2 separate regions of the Mus musculus genome follow, and region 2 is linked to region 1. The links are chromatin loops, found by intact Hi-C in ENCODE. Cell type or tissue: gastrocnemius. All regions are shown on one strand. Each heading gives the region's core, and the rest is flanking DNA. Links, peaks and the distances in the headings are about the cores only.

Region 1 (8,051 bases), core at 1,936-6,935:
AGGTTCACGTCGCAGCCGCGATCCAAAAGCAATCGGACAACCTGAAGAAGCACCGAGAATAATCAGCACTGAGAAGCCCGTCTCCACACCACAGCCGCTTTCTCCATCTCTCCCACCAGCGGCGTGATGCGTGGGGCTCAAGCGATCTTTCTACTGCATTCACTTCAACAAAACCTTCTTCTATGTATCTTTCAGTTATTAAGTGTACGAGAATCACGTATCAGGGAGAAACAGTAGTGAGACATGCCAGTCACAACAGGTGATGACAGGACAGCCACTGGGGGAGAGGAATGTTCCAAATTGGTCCTGAGGAGAAGCACAGCGCCCTGAGTATCTGGGGTTCTGCAGCGATAGATCCAACCAGTTACACTCAGTCTGTAGATGGAATGCAAATACTGTGCCGTTCTAAGAGAATCGAGCTTCCTCAGACTTGACATCTGCAGGTAATGCTGAGAGGGGAACTACCGTTACGAGAGAAGGGTCTAAGGCTGGAGAGTGACTCTGAACCCTTGGTTACATGCTTTGCTAAGATGCAGCACGAGGGGTGGCTTGTCCTCAGAGGACAACTGTCAGCAAAATTCCAGCATCAGCAATGTGCTTATGCCACACATGCTACTAACAGTTGGGGAGAAAGATCAGAAACTCAGGAAGGAGTCCGATGTACTCCTTGTGCTGGAGGGAGCCATTTTATCCGCTGGGTCAGCCTGGAGGTTGCCTGGGCACATTCCCTGCATGTTACATTGCCAGAGTGGCAGAGGTGGCACCATCCCAGGTTCTCACATTATTCACCAGCAAACTCCTCCCACCTTCCCCGTGAGTTAGGAAACACTGAGACAGGCAGAGGGTTAGATGCTATTACAGACGCTATTCTATAATGAGTGAGTGGTCTTGAAGTTGTTTGTGTGCACGATCCAAGCGTCACAGGGTACTGAGTGCGGGCAGAGATGTGGTCATTGTTTCAAAACAAAGGAAGAAGCTGCTGGACAATGATGCCCTGTTCCCTTGAATTCAAGATGGTGTAAGAATGGCTAGTCCAAGAAGAACTCCCATGGCAGCCCTCTTTCAGTGTACGAACACACTACAAAAATAACAGCGGCAGACACGCTGCCACAGTGAACCCTCTACCACTGCAGTCTAGTCCTCTTGGAGTTAAGGGAACCACTGTGCCTCTGGCACGGCTTTCAGTCCATCTTGCTGGCTGTACATGTCTGTCATGCTGGCCTCTGAGAAGCAGTCACAAGGACATGGGAGGAAGGCAGGGAGGAGAAAGAGCCTCATGGGCCACAGGTGGTCTCAACAGTGAACCCCATCCCCACCCACCGCTCCTGAAGCATCCAGGGGCCCCTGGGTACCTGCCAATGGCCTTGGCGGGCGGCACAAAACAGAGGGGGAACCCCTCTCCTGTTGGCCCGAGACACGGCAGCTCCACGCTCCAGCAGCAGCTCGCAGATCTCCACCTTTCCTCTCCCAGCAGCGGCCGTCAGGGCTAGACAGGGACGGAAGAGGGGACTGTCAGTAGGGCCTCGAGTGCCTTATCACCTCCAGTGCTTGTGCCCTTGCCCTTTTAATCAGGGTGGGTTCTGTGATCGCCGGGATCCATTGAGCACAGCGGCAGTACACTAATGTCAAGCCCTGGGTCTCTGGAAATGGGCAGTTTGCACTGCGCTGGAAGCCAGCCCCTAAGTTGTGAGGAAGACTGAAGATCTCTGGGGTGAGACCCACGAGGACCAAGCTGAGGCCACCTGGACTTGACAGCCTAGTGGACAGCCAGCACTGTTGGGCCAGCCATGTGTCAGCTGTCCTAGGTAGGCCTCCAACTCAAGTCAAGCTATACCAGCTAGAGCCATGAGGGCAAAGACACCTTAGCAGGCCGTACCATGCTCTGTTTAAACCACAGATTCACTAAGTATATCACTGGCAGACTAGTGCTATACTGAAAGCTGGCCTCTTAGCCTTAAGTGCAAGTCCACTCAGTGAAATGCAATTATCGAGGGGCTGGAGATATGCCCCCCAGTTCAGTTCCCAGCACATACATTAAGCTGCTCACCAACTACCTGTAACTCCAGCTCCAGAGGACCTAACACCCTTCCCTGGCCTCCAGAGCCCCCTCATTCCTGTGGTATGCACATATAAAAACATAAACAAAAATCAAAAGCTTTTTCAAATAAAAAAAATTACTGAGACAATCAAAAGCACCCATCATTCCTGCTTTGCCGGAATGTAAAACTTTTTCTTAAAAAAAAATTTTTTTTTTTTAAATTATAGTGAGTTCACTGTCACTCCCCTCAGACACACCAGAAGAGGACATCAGATCCCATCACAGATGGTTGTGAGCCACCATGTGGTTGCTGGGATTTGAACTCAGGACCTCTGGAAGAGCAGTCAGTGCTCTTAACCACTGAGTCATCTCTCTAGCCCATAAAACCTCTTTTAACAAGTTAAAATCCCATATCATAAGAGAAAAAAATAAGGTGCGGGGTGGATGCCTCTTGGGTGTGGTGTGGAGTGCAGCTCCAGCGGGAAAGAGTGCTCACGTGACTGTCAGTGCCTCCCCTCCCCTCACCTCCATCCTGGCTTTTGCCTTGTCACGTGTCCAAGAAAAGACAATAGCAGGTGCCAGTGACAACCCTTGCCCTTTTAATCAGGGTGGGTTCTGTGATCGCTGGGATCCATTGAGCACAGCGGCAGTACACTAATGTCAAGCCCTGTAGGGCAGCATGGCTCTGAGCCGCACAGGATAGATGCTCCCTAGAAGGGAGTGACCTGCTGCCAGGAGGAGGAAGCAGCTTAAGCCTGTGGTGCCATTCCCGTGCCTCCTTGGAAGACTGTTTTTAAATATATCCTTAATTTCCAGCTTCCAGAAGACAGCAGTATCCCCACGATCGGGGGGTGGGGCGGTTGGGGAAGAGGTGGACTTCTCAGCTACAAATGGGAAACAGCAGAAACAAACCCTTCACAAAAGCAAGGCGGTGCCCGTGATCATATGAAAGTGCCCGGCCTCCTCAGCAGCCGATGCAACTGAGAGATGCACGAGGGGTCACCCACTCCTCACTGGTGGGAATGACGGCAGGAGACAGCAGTTGGGAGTCAGATCGGGTGAATGCACACTTGTGTGGCAGTGTTCCTCACGAGGCCTCAAGCCGGACACTACCCACACTGCTGTCAGTAGTGGGAGACGCCAGCGAACAATGTTATCATAGGGTGGGAAATTCACACATCTATGAAAATACATGCCCCACACCTAAACACAACTTGACAACACAACAGACCCATCTTACATGCTTGACTCAGTGAGTAAAAGCCCACACTGCAAGAGCAGTCTGGAGAAGGGACCTTGAACGCTCCTTTTGGAGAGAGTGGGACCCAAGATCTGCCTCCTCATCAGAGCTAGGGATATGGTGACGAGAACCTCGGACACCTGTGATCAAGGAGGCTGCTTCCCATACACTTGCATGCGTGGACCTGTCTCTCCAGGCCCCTCCCACACAGCTGCCTGATGCCTGCTCCTCCTGGGGCCTTCTATAAATACTATGCCACCAGGGTTGGCTCCTAAACCTCTGCCCATAACTACTCCAGCTTCCCTTATACATGGCCCTGGTGACTGAGGTTAACCATGACACAGACAGATGGACTAACGACAGACAGGCAGACAGAAGACAGAGACACAGACACTGCAGACCAGACAGCTGGTTCTGAGAGTGCTAATATCACCCGAGTCCCATCCCAGCCTTGTGCAGGGAGTAAGGAGCAAGGCAGGAGCCGTGGGACGGAGCAGATTACCAGGAAGACTCATCTCGGGGGCCTAGCATCTAAAGCCCAGGAAGACAGCAGGAACAGGCAGCCCCTCTTTCCAGAAAGACAAGCCGGTTCTCATGGTATTTCTGGTCCCAAGCCCCTGAGCATGAATGTGGACCCTACAGTCGGCACTGTCCATCTTTCAGTAGCTTCCCCTCTCGCTGGGGAGGTGAGGGGCATTCTGCTGGCCTGGTCCCACCAGACCACTCTCGCTCAGTGTGAGTTCCTCCTCACTCAGTGACAACACCTTCTTCTCTCTCAGGAAGTAGGTCAGCACACCTCTCCAGGAAAACGTGTTCAAGGGACTCTGTTCTAACTGACCTCAAGTCTCTTGATTTTGCAGCGGACAGCACAGAAGGAGCAAGTCAGGGGACCGGAGGAGGCAGCAGATTGAAAGCTGACACCAGCCTTTTCAGGCCTGACCATGAGGACGCATAGGCTGACATCTGCTGGCTGTCAACGTGTTCCACAAACAAAGCACAGCACACCCTAAGGGCACTGTTTCGGCATCAGTGGTAGAACGCTGCTCCAGGAAGTAGCACTGGACCCTTTCCGCTCTCCAAGGAAGTGGTAGAGCTAGCCTCAGTCCCTGTAAGAAGCCAGGCAGGAACTACAGGCTCTAGCACAAGTATACGGCACCCACACCTGCCTCTGGCAGAAAGAGAAGCTATACTGAGATGCTCAGATGTCCTAAGAAGCGCTGAGTATGGACGAGCTGCTCCGCTTTATGTGGGAAGCTGATGTCCCTGTGGGAACCCTCCCTTGATAGACATCTCCTCTGTTTAGGGAGGATCAGGTATGGATTCACTGGAGAACCTCACACGTGTGGCCTCGCCCATGTTACCTGTCTCTGTCTCACAGCCTATGCAGAGGCTGAGTCCGAAGCTTGGGCCTGTGCAGTCCCTGTGAGCCATGCTCATTTCTCTGTCATGTGCACCTCTGCCTCAAGGAGAGCAACACTGGTGTGCATGGCTCCAGCTGACGTGCCTTTCATTACAAAAGTCTGTCCCTCCCCTAGGGGTTCTGAAGGATATAAAAATTGTTTTGTTTTCTTCTCCTATAATATACGTTATCTCAACTGATCTTGCAGGAGCCCTCAAGTGGGCCATAAAAGACCTGGGTGCCAGCTGCTGCTCTGGAACTCTCCTCCACTCAGGGACTCTCCTCCTCTTTCCATGGCTGGACCCAAGCAGGAGGAGAAAGAAATCAGGGGTGCACACATGTGTCTGCACACCGAGACCTAGGAGTCCCCGGAAAGAGACAAGTCCGGTCTTGCATTTGAGACTGGATGGTCCACCTACTCAACACTCCCCCCTCTCATTTAGTGAAGGGGCTTCACCACTGAGAAACGGGGTGCCTTTAAGTCGGAATCTGGAATCTCTGCTGCAGCTGCTGCTGAAGTCTTGACAGTAACACATCAGACAGCCCTGCGCTAAAAATAGGATTCGTGTGTTTCACCAGCCAGCAGAGAAGCCGGACGTTGGAGCAGCTGACAAGCTGACAAGCGTGCCCGCCCTGCCAGGCCTGGCGACGGGGTCAGATTCCCACCTTCTTCTTTCTCCACAGCCAGATTTGATTTGCTGTGTGCTTGTTAGTGCAGACCTGCTGTGGGGGGGGGGGGGGCGATTAAGAACCTGTCAGCGCAGGTCCACTCTGCTCAGCCTCAAACCAGATCAGGTTCTATACAGGAATTCCTAAGGAGACACTGCTGATGACAGACACTGGAGCACTGGCTTCCTCTTCTACCCAGAGTGAGTATTTTTAGCTCCATCACCAAACTCCCCAGGCGAGGATGCATCTCAAGTTTCCACAGAGGTGAGGATTTCAGGATACCACATTCCCATATTCGGAAGCATGGAGGGCTACAACAAACAAACTCAAAACAAGCTATGCTCAGGAATTCCAACCATCCTGCTGAGAAAGCCAACCTTGGCCCCAGCTCTAATGAGGGTCAGTGAACTTGGCTTCATCAGACAAAAAAGGAGTGGGGGCAGGGGTGGGGTGTGAAAGGCAGGACCAGGGTGGGAAAGAGGACATTGCTGCTTTGTGTTTGGCCAATAAAACACAAGGACACGTGAAAGGAAAGGCCCCAGTCCCTGTGAACACGAGGCACTGAAGCCAGGCACAAGTGCTTTTACTTGGCAATCGCTTAACAAGATATCATCTGTGTGATTGAATTAAAAAAAAAACAAAAAAAACAAAAAAAAAAAACCAAAAGCAAGCACATCCCCTCCCTATCCTGACAATCCTGAGTGATTTCACCTTGGCAGCGCTGTCTTCTGAGCACGAGCAGATTCGTCCCGGCAGATGTTCATTTTAGGAAAAACCTAACTGACACTTAGCCATCCGAGCTCACTGAAAACATCACGGAGAAACACTCCTTGGCACCATAAAATGGATCATTTGGCAGAATCCTTTACATATTGAAGTTCTCCGGGCAAAGATTTGATTTTAAAAAAAGAAACAACTCTCAACTGTCAGCTTGCTGGGAACACAGTCATCTCATCACAGACAAGGCTGTTTATGAAGTGTTCTAACAGAGCTGTCACTCAAGCACACACAGGGTGGGCCCCTGCAGTGGTCCAGGGCTTGCGGATGAGAACCAGGGATGCTGCCCCGAGGGTAAGAACCAGGGATGCTGCCCCGAGGGTGAGAACCAGGGATGCTGCCCTGAGGGTGAGAACCAGGGATGCTGCCCCGAGGGTGAGAACCAGGGATGCTGCCCTGAGGGTGAGAACCAGGGATGCTGCCCTGAGGGTGAGAACCAGGGATGCACCTTACTTGCTTCTCAGACCTGACGTGGAGGCTTGGAGGGAAGGTGATAGAGACCACTCCTCCAAGCCAGATAACTACCTTTTACATATTACCTATGGAAAATGCCAACTGCCCTTCATGAACACCCCTGAGCTCTTAAGCAAGAGCCTGCACCTGCTGCTATACACACTTCCTCTGGCCATGAGGTCATCGTCAGCAGAACAGCCCAGTTTTGTTTAGATGTGTGTGTTTGTTTGTGCAATTTATTTCCATGTTATGTCGGCTTTTCCCATTTATATATATATAAAAAGGAAGGCAGCAGTTAGAAGTAAACAGTGGGGGCGGGGTCTCAGAAAGGCCACCTCATTGTGGCCGGGTTAGAAGCCAGTAGATTAGGAGAATTTGTTTTGTGATCTAGGGCAAGAGGTAGAACTTTGTGTAGCTCAGTTCCTTTAACCTCACGCAAGTGTACTAGACAGCGGTCTCCTATGTGCTCCTTGAGGTTAAATAGAACCTACCCTGTGGTATTCTGCAGTGCTCAGCGGCTGACAGATGTTCAAGAGCTGTTACATGCAGCTAGACTTATGATAAGTTATTACTACTACTAAGATATTAAGTAATATAACAAATGTCATCCCTCCAGCCCCACATACACAACTCCTGGGGGTGCACGTGCTAGCTAGTCTTATCTGTTCCCAGAAAAGCTCACCAGCTTGCCTGGGACCACGAAGTTAGAGAGTGGATGCCACCTGAGTTCCTGGCTCCTTCACTGCTGCCTCTAGGAGGTCTCTTCTAAAGACACTGAATTCACAAACAACGACATGTGGATGTCTTTAGAAGGAAAAGACCAGAACAAGATCCTGTGCCCCCCAAAGGGCTACCAAGCTCTCCCACAGACAGTATGAACAGCGTGCAATGGCTGTGTTCCCTTCTCACTCTGGCCATGGGGCTCCTGAGACCAGAACAGCAGAACATCTTACGAGCACATCAGTACCAATGTGTTGCACGCACATCTGGATCTGAGTCCTGCCCCACTTTTGACCCTATTCTGATATTATTTCAACTATGCCTTGGGAGCATCGGGAACATAACATCCTAAGGCACAGATGACATTATTCCTATCTCATAAACACCTTGCTCCTCTAACACCTGAACGAAGACCACAGCTCTGAACAGCTGTCACTCCCAAAGCACGCTGAGAGTGTTCACACTTCGGATAGATTCAGCTATCTGCCAAGACACCAAAGGCGTGCCTAAGGTCACCGAGGCCATGAAAACAAGTATCATGGTCTGTCTTTCTCTCCCTGATATCTCAGCACAAGATGAGGTGGACAGAGTCCTGTGGAGGGCATCACAGTGGGTGTCCGAGGAAAGGCAGGAAGGCATGTCACATTTCTAGGTCAGTGTTTCACATTCTCAACAGACCCCAGAGAGTACTGGACACATGCCTTTTCTCTAGTCTCTCACCTGGTCATGTGCTATGGGGGGAACAAAGAAAGGGT
Region 2 (8,051 bases), core at 1,219-6,218, 52 kb before region 1:
TTAATTGTATTCTTTAATGTCATTGTAGAACCTCTCGTGAATAAATGTGTCTGTAATGGTTTAGAGTAGGTATAAGGCGAGAAAGTGATTAGCTCTGGATGTCAAATGGATCTGGAGTTGATTTAATTGACACACTGTTTTGAAACACCAGACTTTTCTGGGGGGAAAAAAAAATTCAGTACTGACCTCTGTTAATTAAGAATGACCCATAAGGGCTGTCGAGATGGCTCAGTGGGTAAGAGCACTGACTGCTCTTCCAAAGGTCCTGAGTTCAAATCCCAGCAACCACATGGTGGCTCACAACCACGTGTAATGAGATCTGATATCCTCTCTTTTGGTGCTTCTGAAGTCAGCTACAGTGTACCTATGTATAATAATAAATAAATCTTTGGGAAAAAAATGACCCATAAATGTCTAGTCCAGCAGTGATTTGGTGTGGTGTGTGTGTGTGTGTGTGTGTGTGTGTGTGTGTGTGTGTGTGTAATGGGGGAGTTTGATACCCAGAGAGGGGCTTCCCCTTCTCAAAGGGGAATGGGGGGAGGATGTGCATGAGGGAGCCCTGGGAGGAGGGGAAGGGCTGGTATTGGGTTGTAAAGGGGATAAGTAAATAAATAAGAAAAGTAAATAAGATAAGTAAATAAAAAAGAATGACTCATATGAAAGAAGAGGGCTGCATACTGGGGGTTAAAGGGTTAAGGAGGGAGTGTACGATGGGGAAGAAGAGGGCATAGGGGAGTGGGTTAACCAAAACTAAAGATGTATGAAAAGTCTTTGCGAAACCCACTAATTAGTAAGCTGATTTCAAGTATAGCTTTTAAAAGGAGTTCAGACAGAGACTGCATGGATGGTTACTGCTGCTACTAGAAGACCTGGATGTAAGCAGACATTGCAATGCCAGGCTTGATGTCCCTCCCTATGAGTCACTGCACGGGGACCCCACAGAGTCCCCAAAAGAACAAGTTGATTGTCATTGCTCTTGGCTATCCACTATAACTGTATGGTAAGCATCGAGGAATAGTTCTTTAAGTCAGTAACTATGAGGTTAAAGTTTCAATTATCCCATTTGGCGTAAAGAGAAACTATGTTAGCATATGTGGTTAAATGAGAATGGCCCCAGTGGGCTCCTGTATTTGAATGCTTAGTCTTCAGTTGACTGGGGGAGCATTGGGAGGTGTGGGTTTGCTGGAGGAGGAATGTCGGTGGGGGTCCTCTTGGGTTTGAGGATTCCAAAGCCTTGTGCCATTTTGAGTTAGTGCTCTCTGCCTCCTGTTTGTGATTTAAGGTGTGAGCTCTTAGCTGTTTCTGTCACCAAACCCTTTCTCCACATCATGGACTAAGCATCTGAAGCCTGAAGCCCAGTTAAACATGTCATTTCTAAGTTGCCTTGGTCATGGTGTTTTGACACAGCAATAAAAAAGTCACTAAGACAGCAAATTTCTCCAAGTAACTTACAAGAGTGAAGACCAATGAAGAGTTTAGCATTGGAGACTGCACCTAAGGCTGTGTGAGCGCACACCCCTAGCACCTTGGGACAGACAAGAAATAGACTGTCATGAGGACAGGGTCCAGCACATGGCTCCTGCCATAAGAGAAAGGTGAGAGGTGGCAGGTCTTCTCCTGGGTCCTGACTCTTTACTGGAACTCAGCCTGGATGGACAGATGGGGCCTCCATGCCTCCCCATGTGGTCTCAGAGCTAGGTGAGTGACCCCAGCACTGTTTGGCCTTTCACAGCCTACCAATGGAAATGATTCTTGAGGGAGTCCTAACATGCCACTTGGGTTCCAGGGGAAGCACTTGCTATGGTTTGGATCTGGAATGTACTGAAAAAGTCTATGTGTTAAAAGCTTGGGTCTTAAGCCCCTGGCACTTTTGGAAGGTGGTGGCAGCGGGAGGTCTTCAGATCAGATCGTAGAGGACACACCCGTGATTCAGGTAGTGGGATAGAGTCCCTTTCTGTTTCTTTTTCACTCCTGTCCATGAAGCTGGGACTCTGCTCTGTCATGCACCACCACCTGTACTTTGGAACTTTCTGGAGGTGGACTATTGCTGGAACATGGAGATCATGTGGCTAAATCAATGGAAGATTGATGGTGGCAATATCTACTTTGATGTTGTTGAAGCCAATGTAGAGACCAGAAGCCAAAAATATACTACGTATGCTCCCCTCCCCCGACTTTTACCATCTGGTCTCAAGGACTCAGGTGGTGCTACAGAGGAAATACCTGTCCATCTGTCCAAATTGGGGAGGAACAGAGACCTAACTCTATAATCTTTTCTTTATAAATGATTCCTATTTGGCATATTTTAGAAAGTCTTCCATATCCCAAGGTTTTAAGCAAGAGACAAGCTACCAGAGAGGGCTTGCCTCTCCCAAACTACCTGTCCCATGGGGTGAACGTGCTGCAGCAAACAACTGGTGTTTGTAGGCGGGGTCTACTAGTCCCTTGTCTAATTGCTGTGATAAAACACACAGCAAGAGCAACTTGGGGAAAGGGTGGTTCACTTTGGCTCACAGTTCCAGAGGATAAAGAGCATCGTGACAGGGAACATGGGCAGCACTGCCTGGGGAAACTGGTCACATTGCATCCAAGTCAAGAAAGAGATAAACACTGGTGCTCCTTTTTCTTCAGCCCAAGTCACCGAGTGGGATGGTACCACCACAGTTAGGGTGGACCTTTCCACCTCATTAGCCTAATCAAAAAAATCCCTCACAGCCATGTCCAGAACTTTGTTTCCATGGTGATTCTAGCTCTGGACACATTGACACTATTAACTATCACCTAGGTTTCTTTCATAGATTTCACAGATTTTACTAAGATAATAGCCAGTCAAATTGATGGAGATGTGCTGCATCCTTGCAACGGGCCTCAAAGGAAAGAAGGCGTGACAGACACACATCCACAGAATCTGGGATGACATGGTCTGGGCTCTCTCATGGAAAAGGCTGCAGAACCCTGGGAACCCAGCCTGTTTAATACATACAGTTGGACACAGAGAGGGGTTACAGTTCAACATATAGCTGAATTAAGATGGCAGGGTTTATAGTATACAGCTGAACAAGGAGACAGGCTTAGCTCATCACTAGGAGCAGTCTCTGTGGGGGACCAGTCTTCAGGCGGTAAACATCCAGGAGGACAAAGCTAGAGAGGACATTTCTGCACACCCCGTTAACGTTAGAACGTCAGACAGGAGGGGTGGCTTTTCCAGTCCCATGGCTCTAAGGCACTGGGCTCCTTGATACGGCTATGCCCATATCAAACAAAATACACATTCACCAGGGCTCCAGTCACTATGGAGATAGAAAAAGATAACACTCAAGTCTGGCAAGAATGTGGAGAGACAGGCACCACTCTACATATATCATTCAGAGTACAAACCATGCCAAGTACAAACAACCCAGAGCCACTGGGTACTTGGTATGTAACGTAAGTCTGAAAATTCTTTAGGCTCATACACCCAGTAGTTCCATTTCTATTTAGCTCTAGTTGAGGTTCAGAAGTGTGGATAGAGATCTAAGTACGAAGGAGCTTAATCTAACTTTTTTTTTTCTGTGAGCAAAAAAGTTAAACTACCATTCGGCAGTATGATATAGTCCCATTTGGACCATTAAGCAAAACAAAACCCAAAACAAACAAGAAAAAAAACCAACTTCCAGGTAAATTACCACAGCCAAAGCCCACAGGGAACCGGCCTACCGGAGCTGCCGCGGGCACGCATGCGCGGGCATGGGCGCGGGGTGGGGCTTGCGCGGCTCTCCCTGCGCCGCAGCCACGCCCACCTCAGTTAGGTAACACGTGACCCAGTGAGTCGGGCTCTGCCTAGTGAGCAGCCCAGCCCAGCAGCCCAGCTCGGGGCCCAGCCCGGGGCCGAGCCCGGGGCAGTGCAGACTTGGTGACCTCAGAACCCGGAGGTGCGTGACCTCGACCCCGGAGCCGCGCAGGGGAGGAGCCGCCCGGAGGCGGGACTCTCAGTCCGGGTGCGAGGGAAGTGAGTGTGGGCTGCACGCCAGGTGGCGTTGGGGCGGGGGCAGGACCGGGCCACCGGGTGGGCTGCGGTCACGCACACCCCACTGGCCTGCTGGCTCGCCCGGCCTCTTGTGCGCCGAGAGAGAGAGAGCGGGAGCCGGTTCGGAAAGTCTCTCGCTGCATTGGCACTCCGGGGATTTGGACCGGCTCCAGAAAGCTCCATCTGAGCTTGTTTTCCGAGAACCTGTTGGAGTGTTTCTGCTTGTTTTGTTTTGTGAGGCTATGAGAGACCTGGAGGGAAGGCTGCTGAACTTTGGGAAGAAGATGAAAATGAAAACATTTACTTATTTATTTGTAGAGATTTCCGTAAACTAGATGAAGACAAGAGATTATCCATTTTACAAGTCGAGGTCACGTCTGTTTCTTAGGGATGGTTTCAGCCGCGATTGTTACTCGTTTGTTGGTTTTCTGAGACTAGTTAGGTAGGCTTTACCTCCTTGTTTAGCTGAAGGTGATCTTGAACCCCTGATCCTCGTCCTGCCTCTGCCTCCCTAGTGTTGGTGTTACAGGCTCAGGCCAGGATGCCCGGCACTAATTTTTAATTATACTGTTTTTCCACAGTTAGATTTTTGTTTTGGAAGCTTTACTTTCTAAATCATTCCATGCTAGATTTCATATGTAACATTTAAAAGCAAACTCAACTATATTTGGAACGGAGTTTCATTTGAGCACGTTAGGTACCTAGCACTGCCTTGCATGCTGTGGTTGCAGAGATAAGCAATATGGACAGGGTGCCTACTTCTTTGTGGTCACTGGCGGTGGGAATGCACACAGGGGCTGCCGCTGCAGGAATCAGTATGAAGCATTCTCAGAAGACTGACATTCGACCTGCCTGTACAACATCTTATGTAGCCAAAGATCTAAGTCCTACCACAGAGATACATGCACTGTGTGCGGTACAAGGCTGCATACCACAAGAAATGGAACTGATCTAGATGACTGTTGCCAGTTGGATTTTTTTAAACTGATACAAATGGATTTTTAAAATCGGTACATATACACAATAGAATTTTACTTTGCCACAAAGAAAAATGAAATCATGATATTTGTGGGAAAATGTTGGAACTAGAAATGACCCTGCTAAGTGAAATAAGCCAGACTCACACAAATGCTGGTCAGCCTTGGATACCTGAACACAATGCCCCCCTCTCCCAGAATCTACCATTGGCCAATAGTTCAGAAGTAAGAAGCGGTGCCTCACGAGCCACTTCCCTGATCCCTGTCTTGACAGCGCCAACCTTGTGCGAGCTCAGCACAGTAACAAGGTTGCTGGGCATGTATGATTGCAGTGGCTATATCTAATGAGTGGGATTTCAGAGCACTTCCTCTGTCCGCTGCCTTTGAAGTCTTTTGGTTCCCTGTCTTACAGTTGTTCCTAAGCCTTAGAAGGGATGCTATAAACATCTTATTTCAGGCTGATTCCTCAGCTTTCCTTAGCCTCAGTATCTATACTGCATTCCATGAGACTCTGCATTCACCATCGATGGCAAAGAGAGGTCTCTCTGGGGCTGAGAGCAGCATTTATTTGGCTGTGCTTATAAGCACAGATACTTAGAAGGACAGTTTGACTCTTCGTCAATTAAGCTGAACAACAGTAATAAGTTTCCCCAGGACCTCTCTAGGCATAGGCGATAGACAGGTTTTTCAGTACTGGGCATTGATTCCCATCTGCCCACAAATCCAGTCAGAGAAGGATTGGTTGTCTCCCTAAGAGTTGTGCCACTATTACAATGGTGGCTACATCTTGCCTGCCAGGTTGTGATTATAGTTCATAGAGTTTCGGCTAGTTAAGATTTGTCTTTTTTCTCCATCAGCCTCCATAGCACCAATGGCATTAACAGCTAGCCAGCATGGAGGAGGTTTCCAGGTCGCTTGCAGCTTGATTTCTTTGTATCTTGGAACCAAGAGATGTGGAACCTTCCAGCAGTAGAGCTTTGTCATCTAGTTCTGGTGGACAACCAAGGCTTGGCAAGAGCCTGTGCTGTTTGAGGGGAGGGGCGAGCTTCTGGGGCTTCTCCGACCAACAATTCCCATGGAAGTGTAATGGTTTGAACAAGAATGGCTCTCTTAGGTTCGTCTGTTTGAATGCTTGGTCCCCAGTTGGTGGGACTGTTTGATAAGGATTAGGGGATGTGTCCTTGTTGGAGGCCTTGTTGGGCTTTGAGGTTTGTCATTTCCAGTTAGTGCTCTCTCTGCTTCCTGCCTGTGATCAGATAGAAGTGCTCATCGACTGCTCCAGTGGCTCCAGTGGTCTTCTTGCCTACCGCCATATCCCCCAGCAAGATGACAGATTCTGATCCCCTGGAGTCACCAGCCACAATAAAGTCTTTTATAAGTTTTCCTGGTCATAGTGTCTTCGCCACAACAGAAACGTAACACAAATAGGTGAAGTCCCACCAGGCATGTGTCTAGGGCAGTATTAGCTAGTCTTGTAAGTTATCTACCTTCAGAACTTTTATATTTTTCAACGGGGTTTCCATGACTCTTGGAACCCTTCATTTTGGTTCACACTCTCTTTCACCTCATCTCTTTCACCCTCCCAGACTAAGTCTTTCTGCCCCAGTACCCGAACATCTGTACTCTGTATATGGAGCAGCCCTTGAGACTCTGCTCTTTAAAGACTCCCTGTTCCCAGTGCCCTTGTCCAGAGTCCTGGCTTCCACGTATATTCCAAGCTAGACACACAAAACTGAGGATTTGAAAATTCTCATAATTGTGTCGGGGGTGGGGATATGTGGGTCATGAAATTAGAAAGGACTCAGTAAGAGCAGAAAGCTCAGGGGATGGCAGGGAACTAATAGAATGTGTGTGGCGTGAGGCCAGAGAGAACGGCTAGGAGCACTGGCTGCTCTTCCAGAGGACCTGGGTTTGATTCCCAGCACCCACATGGCAGTTCAGTTGCCTGTACCTCCAGTTCCAGGGCCGTCTTTGGCTCTCTGCAGATGCCGCATGCATGAATATAAACATGCATACAGGCAAACACTCACATGCTACACACACACACTACACATATTACATATATATACATATATATATGTATATATATGTGTATATATATATATGTGTGTGTGTATATATATATCACATCACATATATATATATATATCACATCACATAACATGAAGGCAGAAGGTGTTATTTCCAGAAGGAACGGATCCAGAGATCAGGAAGGAGAATTTTTAAAAAGACAAACTGAATGAAAATGTCTTGATGAAACCTGTAATTATTACAAACTGAGTCTAAAAAATTACCTTAGAATAAACACCAGGAACACCAAAGATTTGTAAATGAAATCAGTAAACATTGCTGAAATTTACAAAAAGGGATCAGACCGTATGTTTTTATGAGCTATCGAAAGGAATTTGGATTTTAGGTTTTTAAAATGTGTCTCTGGATTGTGTGTGGTCTGGACAACTTTGTTCCATTAGCATTTGGTTTCCAAGCCTCAAATCTTTTGTGTCTTTGTGCAGACCATGACAAGGCAGCTTTCAATACAGCTACATTTTGAAGGAGACTTTGGGGTTTTCCCTCTATCAGTAAATCATATTTCGAAGCAAATAGCTTGGCTCTCTGGTGGAGGGATCATCTGATACAGTTAAAAGTGGTAACGTTTTTGAGTTGACTTTAATAGGTCTGAGGTAAAGCTGGTTTTTAGGCTCCGGGTTTTTTGTTTAATCATTACCTCCAAATTATCCCAGGTAATGAATTGTCCTTAAAAACGGGACTTTTGTGGGGTAGATTCTTTTTCTCAGACTTGGATTTCCCTGATTTCTAGGGTGACATGTGACTTTGACTGGTTTAAAAACTCACAGGCTGTTTACTTTGTGTGAGGAACATGGTGAGGCTGATTCACACGCTGGCTGATCACGGTGATGACGTCAGCTGCTGCGCCTTCTCGGCTGCCCTCCTGGCCACCTGCTCCTTGGACAAGACCATCCGCCTGTACTCCCTAAGTGACTTTGCTGAACTGCCGTACTCCCCGCTGAAGTTCCACACCTATGCTGTCCACTGCTGCTGTTTCTCAC

The links. A loop is a pair of places that touch in the nucleus more often than their neighbours do. Peaks named below come from ENCODE experiments on the same cell type or tissue, not always from the same donor. Only the 100,000 strongest peaks of a DNase experiment are listed, where the experiment ranks them.
Region 2: a loop joins it to region 1, with 2.1 times the contacts of the local background. A loop is called at or near these places in 4 of 42 quality-filtered maps.

The regions. Positions count from the first base shown.
Region 1 is chr2:59,826,571-59,834,621 of GRCm38, reverse strand. It overlaps Tanc1 (tetratricopeptide repeat, ankyrin repeat and coiled-coil containing 1), which reads right to left. Exons shown (of 27, transcript NM_198294.3): 20 at 1,353-1,486; 21 at 1-41. Among named protein-coding and RNA genes, the nearest start is that of Wdsub1, 52 kb to the left of the region's middle. RefSeq lists an enhancer at 5,261-5,849. In gastrocnemius, for the core only: a CTCF peak has its summit at 4,243 (motif pointing left); DNase peaks (open chromatin) are centred at 4,222 and 5,308; H3K4me3 peaks cover 2,771 bases; H3K27ac peaks cover 4,863 bases.
Region 2 is chr2:59,878,338-59,886,388 of GRCm38, reverse strand. Wdsub1 (WD repeat, SAM and U-box domain containing 1) reads left to right here and starts at 3,783. Exons shown (of 11, transcript NM_001379396.1): 1 at 3,783-3,911; 2 at 7,839-8,051. The coding sequence starts at 7,862. Gm52554 (a long non-coding RNA gene) reads right to left here and starts at 3,710. Exons shown (of 3, transcript XR_003954039.1): 1 at 3,697-3,710. In gastrocnemius, for the core only: a CTCF peak has its summit at 4,026; DNase peaks (open chromatin) are centred at 3,803 and 4,075; H3K4me3 peaks cover 1,899 bases; H3K27ac peaks cover 1,798 bases.